2 separate regions of the Homo sapiens genome follow, and region 2 is linked to region 1. A link is an interaction called in ENCODE POLR2A ChIA-PET data of the cell type or tissue named here. Cell type or tissue: MCF 10A. All regions are shown on one strand. Each heading gives the region's core, and the rest is flanking DNA. Links, peaks and the distances in the headings are about the cores only.

Region 1 (16,612 bases), core at 3,902-11,901:
TTGAGAAAAATATATAGGTACACACACACACATATCTATATATGTGTATATATATATGTATGTATGTATGTACAATTGTCCTATAACTGAAGATATTTATTGAGCCCTTGCTATATACCAGGCAGCATTCATGAGCTTTACCCATCTTAGTTCATTAAATCCTTATCATAACCATGTTGGATCAGTGTCATGGCAGCTACATTTTACAGATGAGAAAATGAGACACAGAAAAATAAAGCAAATTGTTCAAAATCACGGGGCTAGTAAATAGGGAGTCAGTTTAGCACATAAACAATACTGTTTCTGTCACTAAAATAGAAAATTGAGGCACTGAGAATCAATAAATTAGCCTGAAAGCCATGGTAGGGCAGTGAGAGGGTCAGAATGCCACCGGTTAAGTGTGTTCACCATGTAGGGGCCTGTTTCTACCACTCCTGTATCTCCCAAGAGGACACAGAAAAGATCCTTGGCGATCCTTCCTCCAACAAACATGGCTGTTGGTGGCTTTGTGTAGTGATATACATTCCTCAATGTCTATGTATGCTCATGTATATATAGGTTGGTGCAAAAGCATCTGCAGTTTTGCCATTGAAATTAATGGTAAAACTACAATTACTTTTGCACCAACCTAATACTTGCTTTTCAGGGTCCCAGTTGCATAAAGGCTAATCCCTCTGCTCATCCATTTTTAGAATGTCAGATGCTAATCACTTCCAAAGAAGTGATTCTCTGCATTTTGCTCCAAGCATTGATCCATCAGTTGCCTTTGCTCTTCACAGAAGTGAATCAGGACACTGGAGATACAAACGGTGCCAAAAACCTCTGCCCCTAAGGAAAGAAAAAAGGAGCATTGGATTGTTCCCTTCACAATCTGACAGGCGCTTGAGAAGAAAGAGCCCATATTTAATATGGTTAATGCATTTTGACTTTAGAGAAATAATAATTTTCATAGAAAAAAAGGGTAATATATTTCAAGCGTAAGAAGTCATACCATCAAGATGAGAAAGTTCAAAGTATATCCATGAGACAGGAACTTAAATTCTGGACTGATTGTGCTTGTATAATCTATAGCAGGTAGTTAAACTCCATGAATCTCAGCTTTCTCATCTATGAAATGAACCGAGTTTTATAGATGAGGAAAGTTTGTCTGGCAGAGCATCACAATGCAGTAAATGCTAGTTTATGTTTCAGTAGTCAGAAAGAGTAACGCGCAAAAAAGCATATTTTCATATTTTTCTCTCTTTTTTTTTCTGACATGGAATCTTGCTCTGTCACTCAGGCTGGAGTGCAGTGGTGCAATCTCAGCTCACCGCAACCTCCACCTCCTGGGCTCAAGCGATTCTCCTGCCTCAGCCTCCCAAGTAGCTTGGATTACAGACGCACACTACCGCGCCCAGCTAATTTTTCTATTTTTGGTAGAGACGGGGTTTCACCATGTTGGCCAGACTGGTCTCAAACTCCTGACCTCAGGCGATCTGCCTGCCTCGGCCTCCCAAAGTGCTGAAGTGATTGCTTTAGTGTCTATCACCCAGAGACGGAGTTAATGGAGTTATAAGACTGCCTGAAAAGATTCTCTGAAACAAAGCCTCTGGCTTCATACAAAGCATCTCAACTCACGTTAAAAAGTTCAAGGAAGTAAATTTTAAAGTTGAAATTGTAGAACTTTTAGAAAAGAACCTACATCCAAATTCCTGCCATTTGAGGATAGTCAAAAATTTATTAGACTCAAAAAGCATAAAGCATAAAAAGTTAAAAATTGATACATTGGATTTCATCAAAATTAAAAATTTCTTCCCTTTGAAAGACATCATTAAGAAAATAAAAAAGTAAGCCAAATACTGGGAGAAAATAGTACCAATTCATATATTAACAAAGGATTTGTATCCAAGACATATGCAGAACTCTTGCAACTAAATCATAAGACAATCCAGTTAAAATGGACAAAAGACTTGAGCAGACATTTTACGGGAAATATATGAAGGGCTCCTAAAAGATGCTTGACATCGTTAGATAGACACACACACATTAAAACCATTCTGAGATACAATACATATTCATTGAATTACTAAAATTAAAAAGACCAACAAAATGTATTAGTTTCCTATTGCTGCTATAATAAATTACCACATACTTACAACAACACAAACTTAATGTCTTACGGTTCTTGAGGTGAGACATCTGAAATGGGGCTTACGGGGCTAAAATCAAGCTGTCTGCCGAGCTGCATTCCTTCTGGAAGCTTTAAGAGAAAACCTATTCTTTGACTTTTCTATTTTTTTAGTGGCTGCCCTCATTCCTTAGCAGATGACCACATCACACTGACCTGTTTTCATCCTCACATCTCCTCTAACACTTCTGCCTCCACCTTCCATATTTTAAGGACCTTTATGATTATATTGGCTCACCTGGATAATCTCTTCATCTCAAGATCCTTAACCAGGCTGGGCATGATGGCTCACACCTATAGTCCCAACACTTTGGGAGGCCAAGGTGGGAGGATCGCTTGAGCTCAGGAGTTCAAGAGTAGCCTGGGTAACACAGCAAAACCCTCTCTCTACAAAAAATAAAATAAAATAAATAGCTGGGCATGACAGTGCATACCTGTAGTCCCAGTGGGAGGATCGCTTGAGCCCGGAGGTTGAGGCTGCAGTGAGCCATGATTGCACCACTGGACTTCAGCCTGAACAACACAGAAGAGTTCTCTCTCAAAAAAAAATACTAAAAAAGAAAAAAAGATTCTCAATCACATCTACAAAGTCCCTTTTGCCATGTAAGGTGACATATTTACAGGTTTTGGGGATTACAACATGGACATCCTTTGGGAGCTATTATTTTGCCTACTGCAAATATCAACTGTTGGTGAGAATGTTGTGATGGTTAATTTTATGGGTTAACTTGACTGGGCTAAGGGATGCCAAGATAGCTGGTATAACTTTTTCTGGTATGTCTGTGAGGATATTTCCAGAAGAGATTAACACTTGAATTGGTAGAAAGAAGAAAAACACCCTTCAATGTGGGCAGGCATTGTTTCATCCATTGAGGACTCAAATAGAGCAAAAGAAATAAATAAGGGCAAATTCACACTCTCTGTTTAAACTGGGACACCCATCTTCACCTATCTTTGGACAAGAGTAGTACTCCTGACTCACTACTGGCTTTCTTGGTTCTCCAGCTTGCAGACAACTTCTTGCCCTCTGTAATTGTGTGAGCCAATTCCCATAATAAATTATATACATACATAGAATCTCCCATTGGTTCTGTTTCTTTGGAGAACTTTGATTAATACAGATGTAGAATACCTGGAACTCACACTGCTGGTGGGAACATAAAATGATACAGCTATTTTTAAAAGCTATTTGCCAATTTCTTAAAAGTTTCTTACCTAACCACCCAGCAATTTCACTGCTAGGTATTTACCCAAGAGAAAGGAACACATATATCCACACAAAGACTTGCACACACATGCAACTTTATCATGTCCACAACCTGAAAAACAACTAAAATGTCCATCTACAGGTGAACAGATTTTAAAAAGCTATAAGATACAATATTATATTATACTCTAATAAAAATGAACAAACAATGGGTATATGCAACAACGTGAGTGAGCAAAACACCACCAAACACAGAAGAGAGAGTACATATTGTGTGATTCCATCATATAAAATTCTAGAATAAGCAAAATTAACATGTAATAACAGAATCACTCGGGACCCAAGTGGACTGTAGACAGGAAAGAAGAAATTCTTGGGGTGATGAAAATGTGCTAAATCTTGATTGCAGTAGTAGTTACATGAGTGTATTCATTTGTCAAAACTAATTGAACTCCATCCAACAAAGGAGTGCATTTTGTTGTATATTAATTATACCTCAATAAAGTTCAATATTTTTCTGTTCTGAGAAGGATATTAACTGCCCCCTCTGATGAGGCTAAATAACTTCCAGGAATTTCTTCCTGTCTAGCAAGAAGTTCTTCAGGGGCCAGTAGGCTCCATTTCCTCTTACTTTGCTCTCAATTGAGGTTAAAAAAAAAAACTCTATGGAATTTGGATCTCAAAGAGATATCTGCACTCCCATATTTCTTGCAGCATTATCTACAATAGCTAAGGTGCGTAAGCAACTTAAGTGCCCATCAACAGATGAATGGATAAAGAACATGTAGTATATATACACAATGGAATACTATTCAGCCTTGAAAAATGAAATCCTGTCATTTGCAACAACATGTATGAACCTGGGGGATGTTATGCTAAGTGAAGTAACAGGCACAGAAAGACTAATATCACATAATTTCACTCATATGTGGACTCTCAAAAATTTGAACTCACAGGCGGGACATGGTGGCTCATGCCTGTAATCCCAGCACTTTGGGAGGCCAAGGCAGGTGGATCACTTGAGGTCAGGAGGTCGAGACCAGCCTGGCCAACATGGTGAAACCCCCATCTCTACTAAAAATACAAAAAATTAGCTAGACGTGGTGGTGCATGCCTGTAATCCCAGCTACTCAGGAGGCTGAGGCAGGGGAATCGCTTGAATCTGGGAAGCAGAGGTTGCAGTGAGCTGGGATCGCACCGAGACTGCATCTCAAAAAAAAAACTTTTTTTTTGAACTCATAGAAGAAGAGAATAGAATGGTGGTTACCAGGGGCTGGGAGGTTGGGGGCAGGAATGGGGAACTCTTGGCCAAATGGTACAAAGTTTCAGTTAGACAGGATGAATAACATCTGGAGATCTCTTTTACAGTATGATAACTATAATTAATAATAACGTATTGACTACTTGAAAATTGCTAACAGTAGATTTCAAGTGTTCTTACCACAAAAATTGATAAATGTGTGAGATGATTGCTATGTTAATTATTTAATTTCAATATGTATACTTATATCAAAACATCATAATGTACACTGCAAGTATATATAGTTTTGTCAAGTATACCTTCATAAAACTAGGGGGAGTGGAGAATGGCTCCTCAACAATCTTCAAGTGCTGTAAGGCACTTAGCCAGGACCTAAGTCCCCTGAAAACCATTCCTCCAGGAGGCTTCCTCCAACTGTAATTTGCCCCTGTGAATATGCCCATTCTCCCTATTGTGAAGAGCCCTAAGTTGCTCACAATTGGAGAAATGACTGAGCCAAAACAAAGGGATGAGCTGCAATGTGATCACAAATTTGGAAGGAATCCTGATGGACTGTCTCATTCTGATTTGTTCTGCTTTCTCCAAGCTGGGTCTGTTTTACTCAAGCAATTGAAAAATGTCCATGAAATGCCACATGCTATGCCTTGAATTAATTACAACAGCTCTCATTTATTCAGACCTTATTCTGTCCCAGGGGCCGGGCCAAGTACTTTATGTGCATCGTATATAAATTAATCTTCCTAGCAACCTCATGAGACAGATACTATTACCACCTTCATTTTATGGATAATGGATTAAAAGTCAAAGTGGTTAAGTGACTTCCTCTTTGTCAGTGGAGAACCATCCAGGGTTTTACAACTGCAGAGCCCATTAAACCATTGTCGTATACTGTTGATCCTTGTTCTCACAGATTTCAACATGTTGGGAGGATGACATAGAAACCTGAAACTAAGCATACAGGGAAGTGGGCTCTAGCCTATTTGAAAAGGCTCTGGAGGGCTGGGCGTGGTGACTCACATCTGTAATCCCAGCACTTTGGGAAGCCAAGGTGGGAGGATTGCTTGAGCCCAGGAGTTTGAGACCAGCCTGGGCAACATGGTGAGGCCCTGTCTCTATTAAAAATTAAAAAATTAGCCCAGCATGATAGTGCATGCCTGTAATCCCAGCTACTAGGGAGGCTGAGGCGAGAGGATCACTTGAGTCTGGAAGGTCCAGTCTGCAGTGAGCCTTGATCACACCACTGTACTCCAGCCTAGGTGACAGTGAGAACTTGTCTCAAAAAGAAAAAAAAAGGATAAGGCCAGGCACAGTGGCTCATGCCTGTAATCCCAGCACTTTGGGAGGCCAAGGCTGGCGGATCATGAGGTCAAGAGATCGAGACCATCCTGGCCAACATGGTGAAACTCCATCTCTACTAAAAATACAAAAATTAGCTGGGCGTGGTGTGTGCCTGTAATCCCAGATACTCAGGAGGCTGAGGCAGGAGAATTGCTTGAACCCGGGAGGCAGAGTTTGCAGTGAGCCGAGATTGCCCTACTGCCTGGCCACAGAGTGAGACTCCGTCAAAAAAAAAAAAAAAAAAAAGAAGAAAAGGCTCTGGAAAAACCCTTTTCTACTCTCCCCTCTCTAACCTGTGCTTTTTCCACACAAGCATCCTGGGCTTTTGTAATTAGCAGAATGCTTCCAGACTGATGAGCTGTATGCCTCATCAAATTCCTGATTCCTGATATACAGAAGAGAGACATGAAGGAGATGCTTTTTAAAGAGTGTTTGCAGAAAGCAAGAACATGGCATTCATTCACTTAATCATTCTGGAGCTATTACTAAGCCAAGTCATTGTGTTGGTGCTGAAGATATATTAAACAGACTTGGATCCTATTCTCAAAATGTCATGTTCTAATAATTATCACGTCCTATCACACCTTCCCTGTTGTTGGCCAAATTTCACCTCCCAATCTGAACTGTCATCGTAGCCTGACACAGCCAGCCCTGGCTCTGGGATGACTCTCTGAGTACTGCTTCCCTGATGGGAGTAGGATGGCTGAGGTGTGGCGTTCCTGTGGATTGGCCAAACAATCATTCAGGAAGGAAGGAACTGGTCTCCCCTTTCCTGTTCTCCCTTCCCTTCTCAGTGAACTATAAGGAAACAGTGAAATAGCGGTCTGGGACTAGCCGCAGGGACCCTTAATAAATTGCTTCTACACATCCCTCTTGCTTTTTAATGGAAAGAAAAGGGGTGGAGTAGATCTCTTATACAATTTCAAAATTGAATTGAGTTCAGTTCTGTAAAATAAATTCTAAGTTACATCATAATGGTATGGGAACATAGAGATCTGAGCCAAGGAAACATGAACAGACTGTTCCTAAAAATAAAAAATAAAAAAGTCTTGGTGCAAGAGCAAACATGAACAAGGAGTAATTAGCTTCTCCAGATGCTGGGAGTTACATTTCCCTGAAAAGAAAGAAGTTCTGGAAAGCTGAGCCTTGGCCAGAGGCTCAGGCTGACAGTGAGTCACTCACACAGAGCCTGGCACATTGTAGGCACACTCTGCAGGTGGTTGCAGCTGTCTTGATAGTTACAGAGGACACACTATTCAGGATCGTACCTACTTTAGAGGGAGGATTTCTGAATTTATTTTTTTTTTTAAGTTTTTGTAGAGACTAGGTCTTGCTATGTTGCCCAGGTTGATCTTGAACTCCTGGCCTCAAGTGATCCTCCTGCCTCAGCCTCCCAAAGGGCTGAGACTACAGGTATGAAACAACATGCCTGGCTTTGAATTTATTTGTGAATGAATAAACAAACCTGTCGTGGGAGCCCTTACTCTGTAGAATGGAGCAGGGCTACATGATAATTTAAAAGATACTACATGGCTGTGTCTGCCAAAAAAAAAAAAAAAAAAAAAAAAAAAAAGATGGTTTTACTAAAATTCAGAAATGCATTGAACTTTTTCTGCATTCTGAGCACATGTTATGGTGAGGGCAACAGTGAGTAAGAAATAGTATCTATTTTCTAAAAGCTACAATTTAGCATATGCATGTGTATGTATTATATGTATACGGGTAAAAACTGGTGCCATTTGGAATTTAAATGGCCACTATGAAATGAGAAGGGTGAGCTAGTGGGAATCAGGGGCCTTAGATGGACTCACTGGTTTATTCACTCAATTTGGAATTCATCCAAATCCATCACAATTTGTACTGAGGGGTGGCATGGGAAGGGTCAGTTATAAATGTAATAGGTATTATGAAATAATACATGTAGAGGAATAAAATCTATCACTCCTTGGAGAATCTAGGAAGTCTTTTTGGAAGAAGTTAAATTGACCTGAACTTGAAGGAGAAGTTAGGGCAAACATTCAAAGAAAAGGGAATCCCCAAACAAAAGTAGAAAGCTACAGGGATGGAAAGAATATTTGAGAAAGGGCTGAAAGACCCTGTAGAAACAACAATGAGCTGTTTGTCTTTACTCTGAAGCTGTGAATCCTCAGTGCTCTGGTAAGCAGAGCTACTGCAAGACCTTCATAAGCCCCAAGCATAGAAATTATTATGGTATTTCCCCATATGCTATTTCAAAGTACTAAATTACAAAATAAGGTTAAGTCCAATAAAGTTCTCATTTTGCCCATTAAGAATAGTTTAATCCTTTAAAAAAACCCAAATATCAAATTCTTTTTTAAAAATATGCTTCAGAATCTCTGGTTTGAGATATTATTTAGAATAGGAGAAGCTTTGCTACAGCAAAAATGAACTCTAAAAACTCAATGGTTTAACACTCATGAGTTTGGTCAGGGTAGCCCCTATGGGCAATTCTCCAACTGAATTCCACCTTTTAAAATTTATTTGTAAATTCAGAGATACGAGAGTTTGGTTTGCCATATACTTGCAAATATTCACTCTCCCTTTCATCCAACGAAACTTCCAGAGAGGCATGTGAAAGTGATTTTTAAAACCATATGGTGCACCCTTCAAATTGAAACATTATTATCAACAGTAACAAAGTGGAAAAATGCATACACTTTTAAATTATGTTATCAAGATACTCCTCTCAGCACCTTTATTCATTGGACTTCAGATTGCACTTCCAACTCTACAACCTTCAGCTAAGGAAATGCTCTCAGTTTTGGCTTCCAGGATGCAAGGCTGAACAGACTTGGTCTATGTTCTGGATGAATAAACCAGCGAGTCCATCTAAGGTCCCTGATTCCCACTAGCTCACCCTTTTCATTTCATAGTGGCCATTTAAATTCCAAATGGCACCAGGTTTTACCCTTATACATGTAATAAGGCCTTATATTCCAGTGACATTCTCAAATGAAGAAATGACGTGCCTCATAAATTCAGAATATAATCCCAACTTCAGAAATGTTCAGCAGTAGTAGCGTTGTAGAATACCATTTTTCTGAACTACATCACTGTTACATGGATCCAAGTGACTTTTCCACTGAATTATTCAGAAAATATTTGAGCACATCATGTTTCATACACTGAGTAGTGGACGAAAGTAATAGTTATCATTTACGTATTGCTTACTATATTCTGTGTGTTTACATAAACTTACTCATTTAATTCTCATAATGGTCATATGAGAGAGCTACTAGTATGAGTCCCATTTTACACATGGATAGGATGACTATCTTAGAAAACTAAGGTGCAGAGGCCATAAGTAACCTGATTAGTCTATACCAGTGGTTCTCAGCCCTGGGGTGATTTTTCCTGTCTTCCAGGGGACATTTGGCAATGTCAGGAGACATTTTTAATTCTCATGACAGGTGGTGCTGAGGGACTATAAAGCCTAGGGATGCTGCTAAACATTCTATAGTACACAGAACAGCCCCCACAACAGGAAGAATCCAGTCCAAAATGTCAGTGTTACTGCTATTGAAAAGCCTTGATCTATACCAGTTAGCACATGACATCCTTCTGGCAACTGTTATTAGGCCAATGATGAATGTATTACTTAATTTGGCCCAATCAGACTAAAGGAGGGGCCTTTGGGCAGAGGTTACTTCCATTCATTCTTTCCTACTGGATATGAACAGGAAGTGTGTGGCCAGCTGATATCCAGTGGCCGCCATCTTGTTGAATGAACCCATGCTGAGGACAGCAGACTGGAAGGACAGAAATAACCTCTGTCCCTGATGACATTACTGAATAGCACTGAACCGTATCTTTCCTGAAACCCAAGCCATCTCTGGACTTTAAGTATGTGAGACAATACATTTGTTTGCATTTTTCAAGCTGTGTGAGTGGGAGTTTTCTGTTTCAGGCAGCTGAAAGTGTCATAACCAACATATTTGGTTAATCACAAAGATTTCTTAGAAAATACAGCAAAGTCTCCTCCACGTGGTCAGATTCCTCTTCTGAAACTTATGCTTCTCCTTTCTAGCTGTACTTCGTCTTACGAGAAAATTAGGAGACAATGCTGTCAGCTAGGTTCTCCTTCTGTCTGAAAGACTACATAAGGTTGAGACTTCCTGGCACCCGTCGACAAGCAGTTAGAATACATGCCAGAGAAGGAGGGGAAGGCCAAAGGGGGATGCTGCCATCTATATGGAAACATAGAATAATAGACACATGGAAAAAACAGAGGGAAATGAATTGCTGAACTCTGTGGTAACGACACTCTGTTTATCGTAATAGATAAAATGGAAAAGAGGAGCTGGATATGTTTGGAGGAGATGAGCTTGGGAAGGAAGGCCATTCACGGTGTCCCAGGTGACTTGGGACAATGTATTGAAGGAATTGGAAGAGATAATCTTTAAACATTGTTATAGCCTAGCATTTTATCATTTGAAACTAACAGAGATGCCAGCCTGAACTGTTTGGCACTCATACAGCATCCTATGGACTCCGATGGTGGCAGTGCCCATTATTTATTCTGGAAACCACAATCTTGTTATTGCCCAAGTACCTGTATGAGGTAGCATAGAGGGGCCCACCTCCTTTTAGATCATTAGGCACATCTTTAGAAAAGGGAGGTAGAAGCTAGCTTGCCTTAGGAAACCTGAGAATGCCTTAAAGGAAGTGTGTGGAATGAGTTTCTTAAACATCTATGGCACATTAGGGAGTGTTCTGGAGCTGCCATAGACAGGTATCATTTTGTTTTGAATGTGAATTATTAGTTTTTTTTTTCTTTTTTTTTTTTTCTTTTGGAGACAGGGTCTCACTCTGTCACCCAGGCTGGAGTGCGGTGGTATGCTCGTGACTCACTGCAGCCTCTACTTCCCTAGCTCAAACAATCCTCCCACCTCAGCCTCCTGTAGCTGGGAATACAGACACACGCCACCATGACCAGCTATTTATTTTTATTTTTTATTTTTTTGGTACAGATGAGGTCTTGGCATGCTGCTCAGGTTGGTCTCAAACTCCTGGCCTCAAGCAATCCCTCCACCTTGGTCTCCCATAGCCCTGGGATTCCAGGCATAAACCACCACACCCAGACTTAGTTTGGTGTCTCAGCCCTGGAAAATATAATAATTTGAACATAATCTGCCAAAAATAACGTGTATTTATGGTGCCTGGTACTTGTCTCTACATTATATGTGCTTCCTCATGACATTCATGATTTCAATGAATGTCAATTCCCATTCTGGGTTTGACTATGAATAGCCAGTAAGCACACATTCCCCAGGTGGCTAACTTCCTCCAGACCTCTCTGACATGCACAGAAAAAAAATCAACAGAGAAATCAGGCAAGAGGTGCGAACATTCTGTTTCCCAGATCCCTAGACAACACAGCAAGAAAGACAGAGTTAGAAGCATGGTTAAGTGGGTGCAGAAGGCTCCAAAAAGTACAGGTGACACCACGTGTGTTCAAAGATTTCCTGACTTTAAATTCTCTCTGAAAAACTAGCATAGTCTATGGACTCCTCTCATTACTGAACTCTTTAGCAAGACCACAGAGTTTCCTGTTTTTGCCTTTTCCCCGATTTCCCAAATTAGCTTTGATTTTATAATTTTGCAGTGATATCCAAGAAGGGTGGACTTTGCTGACGGTCCATATTCAGTGTTCCTGCTGAAGTGCAGACACGTGATCCTGGGCTCTCCTGCTGAGCCTTGCCTGTAGACCCGTGGCTCACACGCACTCGTTTTGCAATCCATTTCTGTGCTACCACATCAGGCTTTTTCCCCTCTGAGACTGAAGAGAAATCGACCTACCCAATCAACTCTCTCACTTGCATAGGAGTCTCACCTGTCGTTAGTCCTCTGGAGCAAGCAGTTTCATCTTAACCCGGTGGTGACAGCATCAGACACAGTTCAGTATTTTTCAAACTGCAGATCTAGACCTATTCGTGAGTCCTAAAATAAATGTAATAGATTACAACCAGCAATAATCCCAGCTATTCAGGAGGCTGAGGCAGGAATATTGCTTGAACCCGGGAGGCAGAGGTTTCAGTGACCCAAGATTGCGCCACGGCGCTCCAGCCTGGGCGACAGAGTGTGACTTCATTTCAAAAAAAAAAAAGGTGAAATAAAGTAGATCAGATCAGAACTGTGGAAAGGAGTGGCCTAAAATCTTAGCGTGGCCTTCATGTAATAGGGACAAGTATTGTATCACAAAACTTCAATTGTTTCTTCTGTTATATAAATGCGTCAATATGAATGCACATATTATGTCATGATGTAAAACTATTTCTTAATGTGGGTTGCAATCAAAATAATCTGAAAGCTACTGAAATATTTAATTGGAATATCATTCTACTATCTCCAAATCTCTTTCTATTGGGAAGTGGCAAGTATGTTGTTTATTTAGGCAACTGGAGAGAAATGCTTTTAGTCATCTACTACATAAACCCATGGACTCTGATATTTCTCTTAGGGAGTCTGTGCCACATGCTACCCAGAAAAATGCTTGGTAGTTCAGCCACCTTCCCTTCCTTTGGCGCCTTCCACCCCCTTAGCAGAACCCTCAAGAGGAGCAGGCATTGGGACTGGTAAGCTAAATTGAAAGATTGGAGCAGATTCCACAACCCTCCGATGAAATCCACTCAAAAACATTTAGTATAACATCTGTTATGGTAAACATCTGCTACTGTACAAGATGAGAAAAGGACAACCATTCTGTAATAGGTCCAGAGCAGGGCAGCTGTGCAAAGAGGGAGCAGAAACTTCATCCACTGCTTGGACATCATTCTTCTTGATGCTTCAAGTTTTTTTTGTGTGTTTGGTAAAAATATACATCACATAAAATTTACCATTTTAACTATTTTGGTACCAATTAAAAAGCAGTTTAGTTTCATAAGAAAAAGCATGCAAATCCAGGTATATTGTTTATTCCAAAATATCCAGGTATATTGTTCATTCCATGTTACTTCATGACCATAATAGTAGAGGGTGGCCATTCTGGAAATTATGTTAACATATGGGTAAAGGGGAGATATAAGAAAAACCTTATGCATAGGCACATGGATGACTCTAAGACACCTTTTTCTTACGTGGTAAAGTGCATATATAAATGAAACACCATGCTGTTTTAAACCATTTTTAAGTGTGCAGTTCATTGGCATTAAGTATGTTCACATTGTTGTGTAACCATCACCATTATCCATCTTCAGAACTTTTCCATCACCAGGCACAGTGGCTCATGCCTGTAATCCCAGCATTTTGGGAGGCCAAGTCAGGTAGATCACTTGAGCTCAGAAGTTTGAGACCAGCCTAGGCAACATGGCGAAACCCTGTTTCTACAAAAAATACAAAAATCAGCTGGGTGTGGTGGCTTGTGCCTGTGATCCCAGATATTCAAGCGGCTCAGGTGGGAGGATCGCTTGAGCGCAGGAGGCAGAGACTGCAGTAAGCCAAGATCGCACCACTGCACTCCAGCCTCAGAGACAGAATGAGAACCTGTCTCAAAAACAAAACAAAAACAAAAAACAAAAAACAAAAGAACATTTTGATGATTCCAAACTGAAACTCCATATTCATTAAACAGTTCCCCGCTTCCCTTCCTCCCAGCCCCTGGCAAGCATCATTCTATTTTCTATCTGTATGAATTTGACCACTCTAAATACTTAAGTAGAATCATATAGTGTTTGTCTTTTTGAGACTGGCTTATTGCAGTCAGTATAATGTTGTCAAAGTTCATCCATGTTGTAGCATGTGTCAGCATTTCATTCCTTGTAAAGGCTAAATATCATTCCATTATTTGTATATATTCAGATGTCATTTAAAAAATACCTTTGCTTCTCCCTGGCATTCACTGTGTCATACTCATTTTGGAACAGGAGCAGAGAGAGGAATGCTATGAAGCTATTATTGTTCAAAAAAGACCTGGAGACAGCGGATTGAAAATCTCACAGCCAAAACGCAATCTGGTGACTACCTTCTCTGGCTCTCATTTGCTGACTTTGGAAGTTTGAAAAGGTTAGAACAACATGCTTTTTTTTTTTTTCCTTTTTTTATTAGAATGCCAAACTTCAAAACCTTTTGAGAATATTTTTGGTTCTTAACTCTAGAAGGAGGGCCCAGCATCCCTTGAAAACAAGCTGATTACTCTCCCAGAAAAGCATCTCAGCATCTGTTATTGGGAAACAGGGGAATGTGCCTGCTTTGGTTTCTTTGTTTCTGTCATTCAACTCCCTCATCCCATTTTCCTTAATGGAACTTAACTATGATTTTTAGGGAAGACCTTATGCTGAGTGTAGTTCCTCTCTTTTCCTCACTTTGCAGATTCTAGACAACCTAGATGCTCAGTAAGAAAGTGAACAGGACATTCATACAGAGTGGAGTTGTTAGAAATGAGACTGGAACAGGGACAGAGCAAGGAATCCTCATGTTTAGGTATCTGATCTCATTATACTGAATGATTCAGCAACACATTCAGGTGTAAAATGCTGCTTGATAGGAGACATAGATACCGTTCATGTTCTCAGGGGCGGAATCCCATCTGAGCATGTCTGTGGGGCTAGGAGCTGTAGTCCTCATTCTTTGATCGTGAACCAACCGGTTCTGGTCACTACTCAATCACGTAATCATAGTAATGTTTATTGGGCTCTTACTATGGGCTGGGCTGTTTCCTAAATGCTTTGCAAGCATTCTCTCATTTAATTCTTGCAGCAACCCTACAGCAGGTTCTATTATGATCCCTGTTTTACAGATGAGGACAGGTTGAGTAATTTGTATGAAGTCCCACAGCAATGGATGATAGAGCTGGAATTCTAGCTCAGGTGGTTAGGGTCCAGAGCCTGCCTTCATTTAATCCTTCAACTCAGAAGCCTAACGAGTGATCAAGCTCAGTCTTGCAGGTGCCTCTGAAAGATCTTATCCAGCCAGTCCCTCTGGAGATTTGTCATTACAAACATGGCAGGTACACAGGCATACGCTAAGGAAATATTGCAGGTCCCTCTGTTGTCACCTCACTCCAGGGACAATATCCAGTAAATGCAGCTTAAAAATAGCTCATTGAGGCATTAAAACCATCTACTTTTTAAAATTCGCCAATTAACGGCTTTATGAATACTTACTAAATGACTAGCATTGTACTGGAAACTATGATGAATACAAAGAAATGTCACACGATCCTTATCCTTCATTAAAACCAGCCCCCAAGAACCTATACATAAAAGTGCGTCATTTTGTCATACATGAGCACTAAGTAGTGGATGGGCCCCTTCAGGGAAATCTCTGTGTTAACTTTTTTTTTTGAGACCAAGTTTCACCCTGTCACCCAGGCTGGAGGGCAGTGGCATGATCACAGCTTACTGCAGCCTTTACCTCCTGGGCTGAAGTGATTCTCTGGAGTAGCTGGGACTACAGGCGTGTGTCATCACACTTGGCTAATTTTTGTATTTTTTATAGAGACAGGGTCTCACTATGTTGTTCAGGCTGATCTTGACCTCCTGGCCTCAAGCAATACTCTTGCCTTGGCCTCCCAAAGTGCTGAGATTACAGATGTGAGCCACTGAGCCCAGCCTGTGTTAACTTTTGATATGTAATGCCAGCACATTTCTGACAGAAATCATTATGCGTTTTTATCTCTAGAACAGACAGCCAATCACTTCCCACTTCCTCCGTACTGTATACTCCTGCTCAATCAATTCCTTTGATGACTGAAATATTCCTTTGCAGAATTTCTTCATTTTTTGCCATAAATAGGGTAACTAAGGCCAGATGAGTCTCAGAGCAAAATTATTCACTGCACACAAAAATTAAAATAATTCCATTTAAAACTAATCAGCACCAAAGAAGAAAGCAAGGTCAACACAGACATTTCTTCTATTTCCAACATAAGAGAAATCCCTCCCGGCTTTTTAGTCATGGTCATTTCTGTTCATTTTTTGCTTCATTTCATGTGCTTTTCCCTGGGTCTGATTTGGGTTGTTAGAATCAGAAATGACAATCAGTGAACCCACTTTCACTTAAGTCAAGCATTGCTTGAAGTTGGTTCTTGAACCCAGAGCCACTCTGGAAGAGGGAATAGATCACGTGTTCACTAGGAAGAAAACTGGAACCTCCTTCTTTTGAAAAGTTTTAGTGTTGGCTGAAAGACATTGAAGGATACTCACAGCTCCAAAGGGCCAGAGGAGTGCACACCCTGGGGTTGGGAAGGACCTCTCCTCACACCAAAGGACATTTTCTCCTACGTATCTGCCACCCTGGCCCAAATATCCTTGGAAGTCAGTTGGTCCCATGGCCTTGGCTTCATTCCAATCCAAGTGACCCCTGAGATGGTGTTTCTTTAGTGTGTCTAGCATCCACCAAAATCTGCATAAACCTGCGTGGGAATAATGTGAATTTTTAGAACTCCATTCAAGGCATAATGACTCTGAATCTTGAAGGTGGGGCTCAGGAGTCTACTGTCTTTAACATTCCCAGGGTGCCTTTCCCTTTCCTTTAATCTGTCAGCCACTAAAAGGGCAGAGGGACTTTGGCCAGCTCAGATTTAGGGGAGGGACCATTAATTGACTTGGGAACAGTATCGGGCAGCAGAGCATCCCTTCCAGCAGGCAAGAATGATGACTAGGGAGGGCCAAGAGGAAGT
Region 2 (16,612 bases), core at 3,551-11,550, 200 kb before region 1:
TTGGTGCACTTCATTCTTGGCTCCATACCTGGAGACAAGGTTGGACTGCCATCTTTTCTGTTTACTCTAGGTACATCGAGGAGGCCATTGAGAAACTAAGCAAGCGGCACCAGTACCACATCCGTGCCTATGATCCCAAGGGAGGCCTGGACAATGCCCGACGTCTAACTGGATTCCATGAAACCTCCAACATCAACGACTTTTCTGCTGGTGTAGCCAATCGTAGCGCCAGCATACGCATTCCCCGGACTGTTGGCCAGGAGAAGAAGGGTTACTTTGAAGATCGTCGCCCCTCTGCCAACTGCGACCCCTTTTCGGTGACAGAAGCCCTCATCCGCACGTGTCTTCTCAATGAAACCGGCGATGAGCCCTTCCAGTACAAAAATTAAGTGGACTAGACCTCCAGCTGTTGAGCCCCTCCTAGTTCTTCATCCCACTCCAACTCTTCCCCCTCTCCCAGTTGTCCCGATTGTAACTCAAAGGGTGGAATATCAAGGTCGTTTTTTTCATTCCATGTGCCCAGTTAATCTTGCTTTCTTTGTTTGGCTGGGATAGAGGGGTCAAGTTATTAATTTCTTCACACCTACCCTCCTTTTTTTCCCTATCACTGAAGCTTTTTAGTGCATTAGTGGGGAGGAGGGTGGGGAGACATAACCACTGCTTCCATTTAATGGGGTGCACCTGTCCAATAGGCGTAGCTATCCGGACAGAGCACGTTTGCAGAAGGGGGTCTCTTCTTCCAGGTAGCTGAAAGGGGAAGACCTGACGTACTCTGGTTAGGTTAGGACTTGCCCTCGTGGTGGAAACTTTTCTTAAAAAGTTATAACCAACTTTTCTATTAAAAGTGGGAATTAGGAGAGAAGGTAGGGGTTGGGAATCAGAGAGAATGGCTTTGGTCTCTTGCTTGTGGGACTAGCCTGGCTTGGGACTAAATGCCCTGCTCTGAACACGAAGCTTAGTATAAACTGATGGATATCCCTACCTTGAAAGAAGAAAAGGTTCTTACTGCTTGGTCCTTGATTTATCACACAAAGCAGAATAGTATTTTTATATTTAAATGTAAAGACAAAAAACTATATGTATGGTTTTGTGGATTATGTGTGTTTTGCTAAAGGAAAAAACCATCCAGGTCACGGGGCACCAAATTTGAGACAAATAGTCGGATTAGAAATAAAGCATCTCATTTTGAGTAGAGAGCAAGGGAAGTGGTTCTTAGATGGTGATCTGGGATTAGGCCCTCAAGACCCTTTTGGGTTTCTGCCCTGCCCACCCTCTGGAGAAGGTGGGCACTGGATTAGTTAACAGACAACACGTTACTAGCAGTCACTTGATCTCCGTGGCTTTGGTTTAAAAGACACACTTGTCCACATAGGTTTAGAGATAAGAGTTGGCTGGTCAACTTGAGCATGTTACTGACAGAGGGGGTATTGGGGTTATTTTCTGGTAGGAATAGCATGTCACTAAAGCAGGCCTTTTGATATTAAATTTTTTAAAAAGCAAAATTATAGAAGTTTAGATTTTAATCAAATTTGTAGGGTTTCTAGGTAATTTTTACAGAATTGCTTGTTTGCTTCAACTGTCTCCTACCTCTGCTCTTGGAGGAGATGGGGACAGGGCTGGAGTCAAAACACTTGTAATTTTGTATCTTGATGTCTTTGTTAAGACTGCTGAAGAATTATTTTTTTTCTTTTATAATAAGGAATAAACCCCACCTTTATTCCTTCATTTCATCTACCATTTTCTGGTTCTTGTGTTGGCTGTGGCAGGCCAGCTGTGGTTTTCTTTTGCCATGACAACTTCTAATTGCCATGTACAGTATGTTCAAAGTCAAATAACTCCTCATTGTAAACAAACTGTGTAACTGCCCAAAGCAGCACTTATAAATCAGCCTAACATAAGATCTCTCTGATGTGTTTGTGATTCTTTCAAATCCCTATGTGCCATTATATTTCTTTATTTCCTAAAACAGGCAAAATAAGCTCAAGTTTATGTACTCTGAGTTTTTAAAACACTGGAGTGATGTTGCTGACCAGCCGTTTCCTGTACCTCTCTAAGTTGGGTATTTGGGACTTAAGGGATTAAGTTTTTCACCTAGACTTAGTTACACACAATCTTGGCATTTCCTAGCCTAGAGGTTTGTAGCAGGGTACAAGCCCCACTCCTCCCCCTTCCTTTGCTCCCCTGAGTTTGGTTTTGGCTTACCATAACATTGTTTTGACCATTCCTAGCCTAATACAATAGCCTAACATAATGTAAGATTAACTGGCTTTACGATTTCTATTCTCTGCTCTCAGTGATAAGAAACAAATATTAGCTACCCTGCTACCCTGGTTGAAGCCTTCCAAGGCTGGCTATGCCCTAGGCATGGGCTCATCCTTGGGTGTATCTTGCCTTGCAGGAAGACCAGTGGACCGATTGTGATTCTCAAAAGCTCTGTGTTGTCACCTGTGCCCTTGCCCCTTGCTCTTATCTTGGTCCGTGTATCTGGGAGTTCTTCCACCTTATCTTGGCCAATTCCTACCTTCGTTCATTCCTCATGAGGTTGGGTAAAAGCTCCCTCCGGCTCCCATGATGCTGTGCATATACCTAGCAAAAAGCAATTATTGGACACATTGGAGTGCAATATTATTAATAGCATTAATACTACTAATAATGTGGGCAATAGTGATTGTTTTTAAAAGGCAGTATACTCTTACCAGTGCGAGGTAGCTGGGGCCTGTGATAGTTTTTAGAGATAAGTTCTTCAGGCAACTGTGTATTTTACACTAGTCAAGTAATCCTAGATATCCGTGGTTTTTCTTAAGAAAGTTGGCTCGTAATATGATTTAATATTCAAAGTAGAGTCATCTACCTATTAGCTTGCTGGCGTGGTCCTAGTTTATGCCTGTTTCAGCATGATTGTTGAGTACCCTGTTTCATCCTTAGCATTTTCTTGATTTTGTTGTTAAATGATGTATACCCTTATTTCCATTGAATCTGTGCTTCCACCCCCCCAACTGAAGTTGTCTTCCCTTTGCTTGGCCACCCTTACAGCCTCTTGGATGGTGTATCCTACAGTGTAAGCACTAAACTGAAGAGGCAGTGACCTGAGCACTTTGGATTTTGTTCATTGTAATCAATTCCATGACAAAATGATTGCATGAGAAGGAATTTTAAATTCATAGGATCAGAATTTAGGTGAAAACAACCAGCATATTTGTTTCTTCACCCTCTCACCTAGAATTAGCTTTGACCTACAGGTCACAGTGCAATCCCCTTGTATTTCTAAGGTGTTTTTTATAGTTCATTTGCAGACAATGGGTTATGTGATAACTTTTATCAGTGATAGATTAAACAGAATAATGACCAAGCTTTCAACCTTAAGGAGTCAGGCCAGTATTTACAAAAGGAGGTCTCCATGAACTCCTTAAATATGAGTTCCCCTAATATCATCTTGCCAGGTACTAAATAACAACTGATAGCACAAGCTATAGGGAATTTGAAAGAATTCCATGGATGGGTGTTGTCTAGGGCCTTTTGTTGTTTTTGAGACGGGGTCTGACTCTCACCCAGGCTGGAGTATAGTGTGGCGCAATCTTGGCTCACTGCAACTTCTGCCTCCCAGATTCAAGCGATTCTCCTGCCTCAGCCTCCCAAGTAGCTGAGACTACAGGTGTGCACCACCATGCTCAGCTAATTTTTGTATTTTTAGTACAGATGGGGTTTCACCATGTTGGCCAGGCTGGTCTTGAACTCCTGATCTCCCAAAGTGAGGTCTTGAACTGGTCTTGAACTCCTCCACCTCCCAAAGTGCTGGGATTACAGGCGTGAGCCACTGCACCCGGCCTAGGGCCATGTAAAAAGCCAGATCTGTGCTGCTGTCTGTGTAGAAGGGTAGACAAGTGGATGAGAAGTTCCTGAACTATTCTTGGCCCTTTTACCACTAAGTGAAAGTAACTTGCTGCCCCAAAGAAAGATGTCTCATCATTCGACAGGACTTTCTAGTTGAACTTCATGAAAGCAAGAGATCCTGTTTTTCTTGCTCACCACTGTATCTTGAGACCTGTTGTAGTGCCTGCAATACTTATTTAATAAGTTATTTTTAAGTATCAGTTTTGTGAGCTTTAACTCTATGAGGTCTTTGTTGTTTGACTGTATTTTAACTCTGGCCATGACAGCAAGACAAAGTTCCATTTTTATTGAGCTTAAAAAGAATCAAGGCCAGGTGAAGTGGCTTACGCCTGTGATCCCAACACTTTGTGAGGCTGCAGCAGGAGGATCTCTTGAGCCCAGGAGTTTGAGACCGTTCTAGGCAATGTAGTGAGGTCCAGACTCCACAAAATAATTTTTTTTTAAATTGCACGCCTGTAGTCTCAGCTATCAGGAGGCTGAGATGGGAGGATGACTTGAGCCCAGGAAATTGAAGCTGCAGTGAATTGTGATTGCACCACTGCACTCCAGCCTGGGTGACAGATCAAGACCTTGCCTAAACAAAACAAAACAAACAAAACCCCAAAAAACAAATTGAAAATGTTGATTCTTTTTACTACAAACATTATGGCAGCACTAAAAACTTCGTGGGAGTGTACTGTGGAAAATAGTGTACTTAATTAATTCTCATTGTAATCAGGCTACCAAGAGCCTTGTGTTGCTTTAAGAGTTATAACTGCCAGGCACAGTGGCTCATGCCTATAATCCCAGCACCTTGAGAGGCCGAGGCAGGTGGATCACCTGAGATCGGGAGTTTGAGACCAGCCGGGCCAATATGGTGAAACAAGCTGTGTCTCTACTAAATACAAAAAATTAGCCGGGCGTGGTGGCACATGCCTGTAATCCCAGCTGCTTGGGAGACTGAGACAGGAGAATTGCTTGAACCTGGAAGGCGGAGGTTGCAGTGAGCTGAGATTGCAACATTGTACTCCAGCCTGGGCAACAAGAGGGAAACTCCATCTCAAAAAAAAAAAAAAAGTTGTAACTGAGGCTGGGCATGGTGGCTCATACCTGTAATCCCAGCACTTTGAAAAGCCGAGGCAGGTAGATCACTTGAGCTCAGAAGTTCGAGACTAGCCTGGGCAACATGACAAAACCCCATCTCTACAAAAAATACGAAAAATTAGCTGGGCGTGGTGGCATGCACCTGTAGTCCTAGCTACCTGGGAGGCTGAGGTGGGAAGATTACTTGAAGCTGCAGTGAGCCATGGTTGTGCCACTGCCCTCCAGTCTGGGCAACAAAGTGAGACCCTGTCTCAAAAAAACAAAAAAAAATTATAACTGATGTAAACTGGCAGTTTAGGCTGGGTGTGGTGGCTCAAGCCTGTAATCCTAGCACTTTGGGAGGCCAAGGCAGGTGGATCACCTGAGTTCAGGAGTTCGAGACCAGCGTGGCCAACATGGTGAAACCTTGTCTCTATTAAAAATACCAAAATTAGCAAGATGTGGTGGTGGGTGCCTATAATTCCAGCTACTCAGGAGGCTGAGGCAGGAGGATCGCTGGAGCCAGGGAGGCAGAGGTTACAGTAAGCAAAGATCACTCCACTTCACTCCAGCCTGGGCAAAAGAGTGAGACATATCAAAAAATAAACAAATAAATAAATAAATAAGTGGCAGTTCATCATTTAACTCCAAAGACTTTGCGTACATTTCTACTGAAAACAATCTGAGCTGATTAGAACCCTGCCATTTTATAGCCTTTAGCTCGATCTCCGACCGTTCATTTAAAAAAATTCTACTTCAGGCCGGGCATGGTGGCTCAAGCCTGTAATCCCATCACTGTAGGAGGCCAAAGTGGGCAGATCACTTAAGGTCAGGAGTTTGAGACCAGCCTGGCCACCATGGTGAAACCCCATCTCTACTAAAAATACAAAAATTAGCCGGGCTTGGTGGTGAGCACCTGTAATCCCACCCTGCCGAGTGGCAGGCTGAGGCAGGAGAATCGCTTGAGCCCAAGAGCCGGAGGTTGCAGTGAGCCAAGCTTGCACCATTGCACTCCAGCCTAGGCAACAGAGTGTGACTCCATCTCAAGAAAAAAAAAATTCTATTTCATTTTACAATATGCAGATATATGTCCATACACATGCATAATATAAATGTATACCATATTTGTGAGAATATGCATATATGTACACATTAGATACACAATACAAGCACAATACATATGTCTTTTGCCCAAGATACAGCATTTTGTAAAGGAGACAGGAATTTAGTAATATATGTTCCAGAAACAGTACACAAGAGAATTCGCCGAGATGAGAAAGTTGTCACTAGGAATGGGGAGTGGTAAGATGTAGAAGGTATAATTGTTCTTAAAGTTCTACTGCCAACTCTTTCCAATTAATTACCCACTCTGCCATGCTTTATGGACAGGAGGTTGTCGGACACTGTCAATTAATAAATATTTGAGCATGATACACTGCTTGGAGCTCCTCTAATATAGGAGAGTGATATCCTAGTGCATGTTACAGAGGGAGTGTCCACACAGTTCCTATTGTCATTTGATGAGTTACTTTTCAGGGGCCTTGTACCTGAGCAAGTTGTCCTCTTTTTGATGGATTTCAGATTGAGTTACCTGCATTGTCTTGAGATTGCAGCGTGTTTCCTCCACTGTACGGCGTAGTCAGCAGATCTATTAGTTAAACTCCAGTGGGCCCTCAGTCACTAAATCTATCCTCTGTGTTGAAGGCTTTCTGCATTTGCCTTTCAATAAAGGTTTAGAATAACTCCTTCTCTGTGACTCTGTTTTACTCCTCTATTGACAGTAAATTGAATCAGCATTTAAGATGTGAAAAAATTAATAATCAAATGAAATGGGGGTCAAATAGGCACTAGTTTGGTGTGTTGGGGAAAGCATATGAATGAGGGGTGGTCAAGTGAATGGTCAAGTCTCCTTTATGACCCTCCTTTTATAGCTAAAGGTTGTCACTGGCAGCACCAAAAGGAAGGGGACTCCTGGGCCCATTGCTATGTATCCCAGTTTATTCTCAAATGATTTTGTGAGCTGTTTTGGTAACTGTTTAAATAAGGCTACAGAATGAAATGTAGTATCACATTGTGGGAGGAGAGGGAAAAGGATTCCTTTTTTCGTTTTTTGGAAGAAGTGAACACTTGCCTGGACTCTGGGAAGGAACCTGTGATCTAATTAGCTAAATTTAGAGAGACAGTACAGTAAGAGAATGCACTTTTCCAGAGCTTCCTTTGCAAGAGAGGATCCATCTCTTCAAACAATCTACCACCAGGCTCATTCCTAGGTGGGCCTAAGATCCAGAAACTACCAATCTATTAACATTTTTATATAAATACTGCTATGGCATAGCACTTAGCCAAGGAAGCCTTCAATAAATGTTTGTTGTTTACATTATCAGAGAAAGGTCACTACTATGTCACTGGCTAAAGAAAGTAGGTAGAAGGCTGGGGTGTGAGGCCTATTAATCATAGTATTAATCATAGGTATTAAAGGTTTGTGTATGAGCTGCCTCACTCCTGCAGTAAATTCCAAATTACTTAGTTCAGAAATATCCTCCTCTTCCTGATGCCAAATGCAGGGCCTTTGGGGTGGTCATCTGAAATGCTATGTCCTGGAAGCTGCTGAGTTTCCAGGTTCTTCCCTTCTCTTGGAAGAGGATGGTTGGGAATATACTTAGATTATCTGTGTCATTAAGTGATTCACTCCTCCAGGAATTGACACCATTCTTTACAAAATCAGCCTGAGATAAGCTATGACATCCCCAAAATTCCTTCCAAATTTGGAATTTTATGCTGTGAACCATCACACCCAATATTGAAGTTAAGCAGTTTTTGGTTAAATGTGCTACCTTAGAGGGTAAAAGAGCTCCTCCAACTTATGACTGGTTATTTGTCATCAAGGTTCACAGCTGAATTCAGTGTTGGAGAAGTTGGAAAAAGATGAACAAGCTGTTTTGTTTTGTTTTGAGACAGAGTATTGCTCTGTCGCCCAGGCTGCAGTGCAGTGTCGTGATCTCGGCTCACTGTAATCTCTGCCTCCTGGGTTCAAGGGATTCTCCTGCCTTAGCTTTCCAAGTAGCTGGGATTACAGGTATGCACCATCACACTCAGCTAATTTTTGCATTTTTAGTAGAGACGGGGTTTTACCATGTTGGCCAGGCTGGTCTTGATCTCCTGACCTCAGGTGATCTGCTCACCTCAGCCTCCCAAAATGCTGGGATTACAGGTGTGAGCCAACATGCCTGGCCATATTTTAACACAGCATTTGGGTGTCATGGAGGGGTAGGGAGGGGCATATGAGGCAGCATTTTATATTAGTAGTGATAGGAATATTTAATCATAAAATGATTTAGCATACATTTATTTCAGGTTAGGAAGAACCATTTCTCTCTGTTCCAGGGCTCTGGCTTCTGTGCTTTAGGAGTCCTAAAGCTATATAACCATCATCCTCAGGTAACTCAGCCCAGCACTTTCTAACCCTGAGGGTTTATATATCATTTAAAAGCATCGGCTGGGTGTGGTGGCTCACACCTGTAATCCCAGCATTTTGGGAGGCCGAGGCAGGCAGATCACCTGAGGTCGGGAGTTCGAGACCAGCCTAGCCAACATGGAGAAACCCTGTGTCTACTAAAACTACAAAATTAGCCAGGTGTGGTGGCGCATGCCTGTAATCCCAGCTACTCAGGAGGCTGAGGCAGGAGAATCGCTTGAACCTGGGAGGTGAGGTTGCAGTGACCCAAGATCACGCCATTGCACTCCAGCCTGGGCAACAAGAGTGAAACTCCACCTCAAAAATAAATAAATAAATAAATAAATAAATAAATAAATAAAAGCATCACAAGTGTACTATCTGTTGCTGCATAACAAATTACCCCAAAATGTAGCAGCTTAAAATAAGAAATATTTATTATCTTATACAATTTTGAAGGATCAGGAATCTGGGAGTGACTTAGCCGAGTGCTTTTGCATTGAGGTTTCTTAGCAGGTTGCAGCCAGACTGTGAGGGCTGCAGTCTCTGAAGATCTGACTGGGTTCAGTTCCTTGCCATGTGGGCCTCTTCATAGCGCTGCCCATGCCATGTCTTTTTCCGGAGTGAGTGATCCAAAGAAGAAAATGAGAGAGAGAAGCCTCAGTTCCTTTATAAGCTAATCTTGGAAGGGACATCCCATTACTTTTACCATACTTCATTTGCTAAAAGTGAATCACTAAATTTCGTCCATATTCAAGGGGAAGGGAAAGCTCCATTTCTTGAAGGAAGAGGTATCAAAGAATTTGTGGAACTATCTTTAAATTACCACAATGAGCAGTTTGGCCCTGAGAAAATAGTCAAAGTTAAAGTGTTATCCTAGGGAGAAAGGTTTTGGTTTCCTTTGATTCCTTTAATATCATAAGTCCTTTAATAATATCTTCTTGGCTGGGTGTGGCAGTTCATGTCTGTAATCCAAGCACTTTGGGAGGCCAAGGTGAGAGGATCACTTAGGCCCAGGAGTTTGAGACCAGCGTGGGCAACATAGTGAGACCCCATCTCTACAAAAATTAAAAATGGGCCGAGTATGGTAGTCCCAGCTACTTAGGAGGCTGAGGCAGGAGAATGGCTTCAGCCTGGGAGATGGAGGCTTCAGTGAGCTGTAATCCCACCACTGTACTACAGTCTGGGCAATAGAGTGAGACTGTGCCTCGAAAAAAAAAATGGCTGGGTGTGGTAGCTCACACCTGTAATCCCAGCACTTTGGGAGGCTGAGGCAGGTGGATCACCTTAGAACTCTAAAAACAACTTAGAGTTCGAGACCAGCCTGGCCAACATGGTGAAACCTCATCTCTACTAAAAATACAAAAATTAGCCAGGTGTGGTGGCAGGCACCTTCAATCCCAGCTACTCAGGGGGCTGAGGCAGGAGAATCGCTTGAACCCAGGAAGTGGAGGTTGCAGTGAGCCGAGATCGTGCCACTGCACTCCAGCCTGAGTGACAGAGTGAGAGTCTGTCTCAAAAAAAAAAAAAAAAAAAAAAAATTGAAATGCTCCCAAATCTGGGTGAGTTAGTCTCAAGAGAGATCTGAAGTTTGGTGCACATGGAACATCTAAGCTCTCTTCAGCTGATCCTCCTCATAGCCCAAAAAAGCCCAGAAGTGCCGCGTACCAGTATTTTCTTTTCATGCTGGGTTTCACCTGGCATGGCAGGCAGCATATTATTTTGCTTTTGCTTTCATAAGCCGTGTTATATAACCAACATCTTGAACAATGATGCTGAGCCAACTTAGAGGTCACAGCAGAAGGGGAGGGGAATGGGGAGGAGAACAAAGAAACAGAGAATTAGGAAGGAGAGAGAAAGACCGGAGAAGTGGAAGGGAAAGAGAAAAAAAATGGAGGCAAGACTGGAGACAGAGTGAGACTATGTAATTTCTACTGCCTGTTCATATGTTCTTGGGCTCTAGTGGACAGGATATGCTACCTGAAAAGTTCTTCTTCCCTCATTTTAGCTGGGCATCAGGTCTTCAGCTCACACTATTGGGAGGAGCTAGCTGAGTGCCAGCATCCTGCAGGAATCCCTATTGGAGGCAGCAGCTGCCTGGCATGGTGTGGCACTGACAGTTCTTGGTGGAAGGCAAACAGACATGAATGACATTGCCTCCATCTGCCCAGCCTTCATCACAACTCCATGCTGACTATATGAGTCTGGAGGCTGGTGAATGGGGAAGCACGAAAGAGCCTGGAGACCTGAGGCCTTTCTCCTATTCTGTATTTCAGAAGAACATAACTCACTATTTAATGTTTCAAGCATATAAAGAATCTTCTTTTCCCACCAGTGCATGCTCAATGGAAATTTCATTGGCTGTTGGTGCTCAAAGATGTTGGTGTGTTAATTTTTTTTTTTTTTTGGACAGAGTTTCGCTCTTATTACCCAGGCTGGAGTGCAGTGGTGTAATCTTGGCTCACTGCAACCTCCGCCTCGCAGGTTCAAGCGATTCTCCTGCCTCAGCCTCCCGAGTAGCTGGGATTGCAGGCACGTGCCACCACGCCCAACAGATTTTTGTATTTTTAGTAGAGATGGGGTTTCACCATGTCGGCCAGGCTGGTCTCAAACTCCTGACCTCAGGTGATCCACCTGCCTCGGCCTCCCAAAGTGCTGGAATTACAGCCACCATGCCCGGCCTGGTGTATGAATTTTAATCCTAGAATCTCAGAATTGAAAGTCATCCTAGGTCAGTCACCCTAAACTTATTTTGGGTTATTCTCCTCTTTGATACTCTGGTTAAAACAAAACAGCCACAAATATTCTCTCTTGAAAATATGCTTTAAATATAATTTCAGTGTGTTTAAAGTCTCCCTGAAGCTCAACCAGGGATTGGGGTTAAGAATCTCTTGTCTCCAGGTCACTCTGTTTGTTTAGGAATCTTTTGTAAAGAATCTTTTGCTGTATAGTGCTGCACTATTAGGTGGTCATCCAATATATGCTCAAACCCTCTAAGGCAGGGAGGTCAATATATAATAAGGAAGCCCTTTCCATTTATGAACTGCTTTATGATTTTCTTTATGATGAGGTCATATGTGTCTCTATGTAGCATTTGCCATTATCCTTATTTTGCCCTCTGAAACTATACAGACCAAGCCTGATGCTTCTTTCACATGGCAATCCTTGAGAGAGTTGAAGACAGGACTCACATCTCCATTGAGTCCTTTTTGTTTTTTCAGATTAAACATTCTCAGTTACTTCTGTTTCATCATGACTTCAAGATCTTTCACCTTCACTGGGAACAGTGGCTCATGCTTGTAATCCCAGCATTTTGGGAGGCTGAGGCAGGAGGATACCAGCCTGAGCAACATAGTAAGACCTCATCTCCATAAAAAAAAAACAAATTAACCAGGTGAGGTGGTGCACACCTGTAGTCTCAGCTACTCAGGAGGCTGAGGTGGGAGGATCGCTTGAGCCCAGGAGATTGAGGTTGCAGCAAGCCATGATTGCACCAGCCTGGGTGACAGAGTGAGACCCTGTCTCAATAACAACAAAAAAAGATCTTTAACCTGCCAGCTCAGCTCTCATTCCTCTAGATATTCTCTGGATTGTCAACCCAGTTCTTTAAAAGGCCAGTTCTCTAAGGCTAAGCAAATGTCTATTCAGAAGTTACACCCATAAGACCAGTCTTAGGGAACTATTCTCCGGATTGATAATCCAAAAAATATCTACAGGAATGAGAGCTGAGCTGGCTGGTGAAAGGTCTTTTTTGCTGTTGTTAAGACAGGGTCTTTTCTGAATAGGCATCAGAAGAAGCAGATGCCTATTCAGAAGACACCAAATTTCTAATTAACATAAAAATGTCACTGACTTATTTGAAGTCTTATCACACCTGTTCCTTTGCAGTCCTATTAAAATCCTGAAAGAAAGGATACATTGCTCTTAAATCCAGCATCTGTCCACTTGCACTCTTGATTTTTGGGACATCATAAGGATCTAAAGTTTATCCTCATAAAATTTTATCCTGCTAATTTGGTACATCTTTTTCAGGCCATTGTGATCTTTCTGAATTTACCTTGGTTCTCTCTCTTTGAGTTACTGATAGATTATTAAGTGCATTATTATAAATTATTCAATCAAGTAAATGACAAAAAGCTGAATGGGGGCACAGGTCAATAGAACATTCTGTTGCAAAACTTCAAAAGTCTTCCTTTCAGGTTAGAATCAATGTTCTATGAATAGTGATTGCTTCACCAGATACCATCTATGTAACTTTCCTTTATCCAGTTCATTTTTTTAGCTTGTTTTGTTTGCTCATAAGAGGTTTTATTTCAAATGTCTTACTGAAATTGATGCATTATGTCAAAATAAAATATTGTCCTTATCTGTTAGTCTGGAGACATTATTTGAAAAAAGAAAAAGAAAATCTGAGTTGTCATAACTTTCTCTTCATTAGCCTATTTGTTCATCATGATCACAATTTTTGTTTCTGATTACCACTTGAAACTTTGCTCTAATAATTTTTCTATAATTTTGCCAGTATTACAAAACTTGTCAGTCTCATTATCAAAATTGTATTTTAAGAAATGTAGGCTGGGCGTGGTGGTTCACATCTGTAATCCCAGCACTTTGGGAGGCTGAGGTGGGTGGATCACTTGAGCCCAGGAGCTCGAGACCAGCCTGGGTAACATGGTGAAACCCCAACTCCACTGAAAAATACAAAAATTAGCCAGGCATGGTGGTGCGCCTATAGTTCCAGCTACTCAGGAGGCTGAGGCATGAGGACCACTTGAACCCAGGAGGTGGAGGCTGCAGTGAGCCAAGATTGTGCCATGGAACTCTAGCCTGGGTGACAGAGTGAGACTTGGTCTCAAAAAAAAAAAAAAAAAAAAGAGAAAGAAAAAGAAAATAAAAAAAAAAGAAAGAAATGTGGGCAACATTCACCCAGCATATAGTATACTTCTGTTCTGAACATTTCTGCGTGTTTACTGAGAATGGTTCCAGGATCTCATTAGCAGGTATTTCTCCTTTTCCCTAGTCCTGGAGGGCCTCACTCCCTGGACCAGAGATTAGCAGGATTTTTGCTTCTTTGACTCAAGGGAGGATTGGGTTACTGGGTGGAAATGCAAAGCTGCTGCAAGGCCACCTCTCCAATAGTCCTTAGTGAAAGCTCAAACACTGAATCTTATGGGGAATGGGAGAGGAGGCTACCCAAGAAAGGGACCCCCCGAGAATCCTTGAAGGAAATATTCCCCAAGACAGAAAAGACATTGACATTGCTTGTGGGAGATGAGGGGATGCTGGGAAGGTGAGAGAACTTTTTAGAAAAATGGAATGGACTATAGGACCTGAAGAGGCTGGTTCAAAGAACTGAGCAGGCCACCTGCTTCCGAGAGACCACAGGATCTTTAACCATATAGCTGCAGCCACTTGCTACCTTTCCCTTGCTTTCTGGGCACTAGGTAATTCTCTTGAATTTATTTCCAAGTCTGGGCAGGGATACGGACCCCAGCAACACTGCAGAATTTCCTGCCAGGCTGACGGGATGAAGGCTCAGAGTTAAGTGAGAGCTTCATTTTTAAAAAGAGAGACAGGGCAGCCCTTTGGGTGTGAGGGCAGCTAGAAGACATATGAGGGAGCTGCGTTTGCATAGCAGGGACACTATTTTTACTTAGTTTGTAAATCTATTTGGAATGGCTGAGTAGGGATTCTAATGGTATTACTAAAGCCACCAGGCCATGTCTCAGCACCACCATTATTGGCTTCAGATTTAATTTGATTAAAGCAAATGAAATAAAGTGACATGGTGTGGGTGCAAATTCAGAACCCTCTAACCTGTTACTGGCATCTGCTTCTGGTGTCTAGCCAAGTTCCTAGAAGATAATCAGTAAATGTTGTTGAAGGAGTGGATGAATTCTTAGGGATCTAAGCTATTTGCTTGTATTCCTCTATCTTTTGAGCTTGTGCTTTAAAAAATTATAAGCTCTACAAAATTCTATATGATAAAAGACTTTATCTGAAAAGTCTATTGTTGGCCGAGCATGGTGTTTCACGCTTGTAATCCCAGCACTTTAGGAGGCTGAAGCGGGTACAAAAATTAGCCAGGCGTGGTGGCATGAGCCTGTGGTCCTAGCTACTGGGGAGGCTGAGGTGGGACAATCACCTGAGCCCAGGAGGTTGAAGCTACAGTGAGCCAAAATTGTGCCACTGCACTCCAGCCTGGGCAATTGGAATGAGATCCTGTCCCCTGCCCCTCACCCAAAAAAAAGGTCTGTTGTTTTTTTTCCCTGCATTGTAGTTGTTGCATGCTAAGTTGTGTTGACTCATTTAATTGAACAATAACTCTATGAGGTAGTGTTACTATTACTATCCCCATTTTATTATTATTATGTGTGTGTGTGTGTGTGTGTGTGTGTGTGTGTGTGTGTGTTTGAGACTGAGTCCCACTCTATTGCCCTTGAGTGCAGTGGCACCATCTCTGTTCACTGCAACTTCTGCCTCCCAGGTTCAAGTGATTCTCTTGCTTCAGCCTCCTGAGTATCTGAGATTATAGGTACCTGCCACCACAACTGGCTAATTTTTGTATTTTTGGTAGAGATGGGGTTTCACCATATTGGCCAGGCTGGTCGCGAACTCCTGACCTCAAGTGATCTGCCTGCCTCAGTCTCCCAAAGGGCTGGGATTACAGGCATGAGCCACTGTGCTTGGCCTTACTATCCTCATTTTATAGAGAAGAAAATTGAGGTACTTAAAGGTTAAATGACTTGCCAATGACCAAACACTGGTAAGAAGCAGTAAGGATCTGATCCCAGGTAGTGTAGCCCTGCAGTTTGCTAGGACTCAGAGTCTTTTTTTCTCATCCTTAAAATGGCAGTGAGAACTTCCCTATGTATACCATTGTATGAATGCGACAACAGCGTGTGTTTATTTTAGTTGCAAGAGTTACGGATCTCTTTCTGTTTTAATTTTTTGTGACATGGCACCGTTTTATTTTAGAAACTATATTCTTCTGCCAGACAACATGACTCGTGCCCGTAATTTCAGCACTTTGGGAGGCTGAAGTGGGAGGATCCCTTGAGCCCAGGAGTTTGAGACTAGCCTGGGCAACATAGAAAGACCCCATGTCTAATAAATAAATAAATAAATAAATAAATAAATAGCCAGGTATGGTGGTGCACGTTTGTCATCCCAGCTACTCAGGAGGCTGGGGTGGGAGAATCACTTGAGCTCAGGAGTTTGGGCTGTAGTGAGCTATGATCATGTCACTTCAGCCTAAGCAAGAGTGACACTGTGACTCAAAAAGAAGAAGAACAACAAAAAAGAAACTGTATTCTTGGTGCGTGGTCCTTTGCTTTCATGTCACAGAAAAGGCACATTTATAACTCAGGGAAGTTTGACTTCTTGGTGCCTCCGTGTTCTGTCTTCTCCCTTGCAAAGCAGAGCCGTCCAGTTTTTAATGAACACTGACTGGGAGGTGACTTTCTGCTGGGATAGAGAAGGGAGAGAACAAGAGAAGATCCTGAAGGAAATATGTCATATCCTTTTTCGCTTTCCTTTGTGATCTGAAAAGACTTAAGCGTAACAAAGATGGCTCTAATATATTTTTAAAGTACTGCAGTGGGAGATAAAATAAACAGATGGGAGGGAACACAAACAGCTTGAATTTTCCCCTATGATTCTCACTGTTCACTGGGCTCCCTCCATCTAAGTACTACGGGATAGCAAACCTGTCGCAGCTTCAGGATATTCCTATAAGGCAGGTAGAGGGGAGATTCGAGTAAAGAAAGGAACACAGCATTTAAGGGTGGTGTCCCTGAAGTCTCTAAAATGCTTTCTCAATATGAAAGTGGCAATTAGTATGCAGCGAGTATATTCTTTGGCCACATATGTTTTGCTTTTCAAAAAGCAAAGCACTTATTTGCATGCTATTTGTTTTTAACTGTCAGGGAGACACTAGACTAAGCTAGAAATAAACTTTCACCTTCCTTCCACCTTTTCCTCAAACATCACAACCATAGAAGAGTCAGTCCTCTGAAATTCCAAACTACCCAAGCCAAAGACTTCTGTGTTCTTAGCACCATTTCCTTTCTATACCTGCAGTATGAGATAATTGTAAACTTTAAAAATCACTCTAGACCTAACTCCAGAGGAGGGAGAGAGGGAGTATGTATTTTTATGAACCATCTCAAATGGTTCTTATTAGTTCAGTTCAGGAAATACCTA

Evidence for each region. ChIA-PET counts read pairs that join two places held together with the same protein. Peaks named below come from ENCODE experiments on the same cell type or tissue, not always from the same donor. Only the 100,000 strongest peaks of a DNase experiment are listed, where the experiment ranks them.
Region 2: POLR2A ChIA-PET joins it to region 1 with 10 read pairs; 4 of 35 experiments call an interaction of 5 or more read pairs at or near these places.

Annotation. Positions count from the first base shown.
Region 1 is chr1:182,164,469-182,181,080 of GRCh38, reverse strand. No RefSeq gene overlaps it. Among named protein-coding and RNA genes, the nearest start is that of ZNF648, 110 kb to the right of the region's middle. In MCF 10A, for the core only: no CTCF peak of the experiment used is centred there; DNase peaks (open chromatin) are centred at 5,590, 6,680 and 7,110.
Region 2 is chr1:182,368,182-182,384,793 of GRCh38, reverse strand. GLUL (glutamate-ammonia ligase) reads left to right here. Exons shown (of 7, transcript NM_001033044.4): 7 at 71-6,696. The coding sequence ends at 389. Among named protein-coding and RNA genes, the nearest start is that of GLUL, 15 kb to the left of the region's middle. RefSeq lists a silencer at 3,326-3,620. In MCF 10A, for the core only: no CTCF peak of the experiment used is centred there; no DNase peak of the experiment used is centred there.